Regions from separate parts of the Homo sapiens genome. Here region 2 is linked to region 1. Evidence: chromatin loops called from intact Hi-C (ENCODE). Cell type or tissue: endothelial cell of umbilical vein. All regions are shown on one strand. Links, peaks and the distances in the headings refer to the core of each region. The heading gives the core; the rest is flanking DNA.

What was found. A loop is a pair of places that touch in the nucleus more often than their neighbours do. Peaks named below come from ENCODE experiments on the same cell type or tissue, not always from the same donor. Only the 100,000 strongest peaks of a DNase experiment are listed, where the experiment ranks them.
Region 2: it touches region 1 in a loop (33-fold over the local background); 2 of 110 quality-filtered maps call a loop at or near these places.

The regions. Positions count from the first base shown.
Region 1 is chr5:37,004,809-37,007,576 of GRCh38, forward strand. It overlaps NIPBL (NIPBL cohesin loading factor), which reads left to right. Exons shown (of 47, transcript NM_133433.4): 17 at 1,549-1,780; 18 at 2,515-2,666. Among named protein-coding and RNA genes, the nearest start is that of NIPBL, 130 kb to the left of the region's middle. In endothelial cell of umbilical vein, for the core only: a CTCF peak has its summit at 1,341 (motif pointing left); DNase peaks (open chromatin) are centred at 633 and 1,303.
Region 2 is chr5:36,776,008-36,778,821 of GRCh38, forward strand. No RefSeq gene overlaps it. Among named protein-coding and RNA genes, the nearest start is that of SLC1A3-AS1, 52 kb to the left of the region's middle. In endothelial cell of umbilical vein, for the core only: no CTCF peak of the experiment used is centred there; a DNase peak (open chromatin) is centred at 1,284.

The sequences.
Region 1 (2,768 bases), core at 269-2,768:
CAATGACCATTTTGAACACTTTTGATATATATACTTCTCATGTATACGTATGTAGTATATATATTTAATATACAAGCACTAGATTTTATTTTATCTTATGAGGGAAATGCTCTTGGTGTTTACAAAAGCCACAGGATTGCTAGGGGATCTACATGGAATAAAACAAGCTTGTCCAACCTGTGGCCCACTGGCCCGTGTGGCCCAGGACAGATTTGAATGCAGCCCAACACAAATTCGTAAACTTTCTTGAAACATGAGGATTTTTTGCAATTTCTTTTTACGCTCATCAGCTATCGTAATTGTTAGTGTATTTTATATGTAGTCCAAGACAATTCTTCTTCCACTGTGGCCCAGGGAAGCCAAAAGATTGGACACTTCTGGAATAAAATATGTAGAAAAATAATCTCAGGTGGTTGTTTTCTGGATTATTAAATATATTTATATTTTTAAGTGCCCTCTCTTTACTTTTTGCATCACAGAAACAAAGGCTTAGAGAAACCTAAAGTAACAATCTACTCCATTGTTAGTCTACAAGTTACTTAAATACTTCGCCAAGAAATTGTGATAATCATCATCAGAAATCTAGAGTTCTGGAGAGCTGGCTGACTCAGTCTTAAGGAAATTACTTTCATCCCTAAAAACCGTAACAGTATTTAATATGTTGTGGATAGCCTTAACGTTTGGCATGAATCATGAGCCTCCTTAACTGACTCTTCCAAACAAACAGCAATGTTCGCATCAAAGACAAGCTACTTTATCTTTCCTTTGTGAGGTTTTAGGCATTACTGAACAGAAAGCCCTGTCTGCTTTACATATTATATATCGTGTTTTTGTTCGTTTTCCTAGGGTATAAGCTTTGAATTGGAAGTAGTCCTGTAATATAGTTTATATTTCATAACTAAAGATGTGATAGAAGGATTTTTACTTTAACAGTGAGATTACTCCTAATTTGCAATGTCAAGTTGCTGATGTGTAAATTAAAATAAAGTCTTCTGTCAGTTCTTAAATTATCCATTTAAAAAAAGTCTTCATTAGTCTGCATATTACTACTTTTTAATCTCAGTTTCAGAAACTGTGTTGTCGAAAAGCAGGTGTTAGGAATGATTGTCAATTTTAGTACTAAGTAAGATTTTACCCTTTGTCATTAATTTTTGCTTTGTTATCACAGCAGCAAGCAGAATTTATAAAGTCTTTAAACTATCATAATGTTTATACCCAAAACACAAAATTAATTTATATGCAGTTAAAGTCATAAGCTAAATCTTAAATTCGGATAAAGCACACAAAGGATATAAAGATAATTATAACTTTGTCAGTAGGGTGTCATCTAGTGGTGAAATGAGGTAGAGTATATCACGTTTGAAAACATTGAAACACAAATCGTGCTCAAAGTAGTATCAGTATTTGTACCTCATTCTGGATATTCTTAAAAGAATTAACACACATCATAACACTTTTCCACCAGTGAAAATCAAATCATAATTTTAATGTATATTTTAAACCTATAAATGTGTTTATTTCCATTTCATTAACAATACTGTTTTACAGAATAACGATACTGAAGAAGAAGAAAGGTTATGGAGAGACCTTATTATGGAGAGAGTTACAAAATCAGCGGATGCTTGTCTTACAACTATCAACATTATGACATCCCCTAACATGCCAAAAGCTGTGTACATTGAGGATGTAATTGAAAGAGTTATACAGTACACTAAATTTCATTTGCAGAATACACTTTATCCTCAGTATGATCCTGTTTACAGATTAGATCCTCATGGAGGTTAGTTCGTATAATATCAAAATTATTGTAAATTTTTGCCATGTTAGATGAGTCAAAATAGGACTTAAAATGGCACCAAAATTTTTGAATCATATAACTTGTAATAAACACTGATTTTGATTATGGATTTGACTAGAATATAGTACTTGTTCAATTATAATTTCTTTAGGAACATTTATATATAATAGAAGTTATTTCTACTTGTCAGGGAAAATCTCAGAAAATACTACCTTCTGGTTTCATTTATCACTTCGCCCTAATTTTACCCAAAATAGCAGTTGTCTACAAAATGGATTGATTCAAGATAAATACTCCTTTTCTTGTTCTTAACCTTTATAAATGAGCAATGAAATGTATACATTTGAAGGGAGTAAGGTCATACCTAAGTATAGTTCCTGAATAATGAACTTGACGATCTATTGTATAACTGCAAATTAATTTAAAGGGAAATATAATCTTACTATCCTGCTCCAATGGAGAAAAGTAGAAATCAAGATAAAATAATATTTTAGATACAGGGATTTAATAGCTGCTGAAGATTATCTGATGCAAGAATGTTTCTAATAGAATATCTCTAGAGAGTAATTTTCTATTTTAATAAATAAAAAGCTTTATCTTCCAGGTTCTGTAGCTAGAAAATTGTGTTCTCTTAATTCAAAAAACAGTTTGAGTACTGTTTATTAAAAATTATTAAAAGTTGATGTTTTCCTTATCTTGAATTTGTTTCATTTTAGGAGGCTTATTAAGTTCAAAAGCAAAACGGGCTAAATGTTCTACCCATAAGCAGAGAGTAATAGTAATGCTTTATAACAAAGTTTGTGACATTGTTAGCAGCTTATCAGAATTGCTAGAGATACAACTTCTTACAGACACAACAATTCTTCAGGTAAGATTTTTTGGTAAGCATTTTGTATATTTCTAAACTAAATGATTAAGTCTAGTATAACCTAGCTCACTCAATAATAAGACCAGCACTATATTATCAAGA
Region 2 (2,814 bases), core at 74-2,573, 230 kb before region 1:
CATGAGCAAAATGAATGTTATCTTAAGCCATTAAGTTTGGGATGATTTGCTATACAGCAATATGTACAGACAGAAAACCTCTCAGAATTGGCTCAAAGTGCAAAATTAGTTGTGTCTGTTGTGACTGCTAACCAAAAGTCAACCACTGCAGATGAAACTCTCCAAAACCTGGTAAACAAGTAAAAGTGTTCTGGAGATGTCAGACTCTTTCCCCAGCCACCCCAGTACTTACTCAATGGGCACGTGAACAAGTTACCATGGTGGAAGGGATGAACTTTCCCTCACCGAGGCTGATCTGGCTACTTCTGTTGCTGAGTGCTCAATCGGCCAACAGCAGAAGCCAGTAATGAGTCCACAACATAGTACCATAAAGTAGTACCTGGTGGGCAGCTGACTCTATAGAAAATCCTCCCTTGTAGTAAGGCAGAGATTGTCCCAAAGGAGTAGAGATGTATTCTGAGTTTGAGTTATCTTTCCTATCTGTCATATTTCTGCCAGTACTGCCATCCACAGACTTACTAAATGTCTTGTTCATTCAACTACTGACCAAGGAACAAAATGTAAAGAAAAATTAAGCATATTATAAATATGGTAATCATTACATCATTATGTATACCATCACCCAGAATTACTCAGCCTTCCAAAGCAGTAAAAATGGCTTACTAGGCCGGGTGTGGTGGCTCACACCTGTAATCCCAGCACTTTGGGAAGCTGAGGTGGGCAGATTACCTGAGGTCAGGAGTTTGAAACCAGCCTGGACAACATGGTGAAACCCCATCTCTACTAAAAATACAAAAATTAGCTGGGCGTGGTGGTAGGCACCTGTAATCCCAGCTCCTCGGGAGACTGAGGCAGAAGAATAGCTTGATCCCAGGAGGCAGAGGTTGCAGTGAGCCAAGATCGTGCCACTGCACTGCAGCCTGGGTGACAAGAGCAAGACCCCGTCCCCCCCCAACAAAAAAATGGCTTACTAAAGACTCAGTTATGGTGTCACCAAGGAAATATTACCATGTTAGGTTGAAATGCTTTCCTACAAGATGTGATATAAGCTCTGATTAAAAAAAAAAAAAACCGATAAGGGGCTGAAATGGAGTAATAAGGGCCAGATTTATGCTCTCATCTGTAACAACCAAAAAAAGGACACAACGTATTTGAACAAACAGTTTGGAAGACACTAGACATCAAGCAATGAAGGACGGTGATCCTGAGAAACAGGAAACAAATGAGGTAAGCCCTACGATTGCCCCCGCTTACTGGCTTGAGTTTCCAGGCTGCAGTACAGGGAAGGAAACCTTAGGTGGAGCCAGATGGATTTCCTGAATTAAGGAGACAGAACTAAGAGTTCATCTCAGGGAGACTAAGTTGCCAGAAATCACATTAAAGTATACCAGAGAGGACAGAGCTGCACACAGAAAGAACCCCAGACATCTGCAGAGGCTCCCAACTACACATTCAGCAGAGTAATGATCATCCCATGTGTGTAAGGAAAATACCTTAGGCCAAAGAAAGAACCATGTGAAAGGATTAGAGGGAACAGTGCCTGGCACCCACACACGGATTGAAATAGTACCCACCAACCAGACTAGAAAACCTCATAGGCTACAGGGCATTGGGTAGAATACTTGGAATGCTCTTGCCTCAGGAGTGGAAAATAATGAATCCTAGACTAAACTTAGCAAATCCTAAAAGCAAGACCCAAAAGAATCAAACTGTGTCCCAGAAACTTACTTGTGTTGAAGAATAAAGCTCAAGAATATTCACAGAAATACAAAACTATACAAGATCTAACAGGGTATGCCTTCCTGTACTGCAGAGGCTAGAAAGCTACAAACAACATTTCCCAGGTTCCCTCACAGCTAGGGTCCTGGAAGCAAATATTTTTTTTTTTTTTTTTTTTTGCGGAGGGGGCCAGTATTTTGCCAACCAGATATATTTTCATGTGACTTGGAAGGTAGAAGTAAGGCAGAGGAATTTTTCCTGATGCTTTGTTCTGCAGCCACATTCCTGTATCCAGGTAGGAACTCTGTGGGTATTATCGCAGCAGCAATAGTGGCTGATTGATTTGGCAGAGTTCATTGAAGTCAGAAATTCCAGCACAACTTTCCAATTTTTCATCTTCCTAATAATGGCAGATGTAGCAGCTCCTCTTGCAGGACAGTATAGTGGTATTATTCTGCAAATGTAGCCTAAATAACATTCCTCTAGTCCTTCCAACTCCTTATATTATACCTCTTTTAGATTAAAACAGCTGAAATTATTTGTTTCTTAAAAACAAATTCTATTATAGAGTTTGTATTATTTAGCTGCTTCTATGTAACAAATTACCCCCCAACCCCAAAAAACTTAGTGGCTTAAAACAATAAACATTTATTATCTTATGATTTCTGTGGGCTAGGAATTTGAAATCAGATTAGCTTGATGATTCTGGTTCAGAGTGTCTTGTGTGGTTGCAATCAAGATATTAGCCAGGGCTACAGTCATCTGAAGGCTTGAGTGGGGCTGGAGGATCCACTTCCAAGATGGCTCACCAATAAAAATGTTGTCAGAATGACTCAGTTCCTCACTTGTATTTGGCAGGAGGCCTCAGTTCCTCACTGCATGTATTTCTCCACAGGGTTGCCTGCATGTCCTAACAACATGGCAGCTGGTTTCCCCCACACACACCACCCTGCCCCCTCACCAGAACAAGCAATCTAAGGAAGAAAATGAAGATAATGCTGCAGTACCTTTTATGACCTTGTCTCCTAAGTTGCATGCCATTACTTCTACTTTATTCTGTTCATTAGAAGCAAATCACTAAGTTCAGCTTACAGT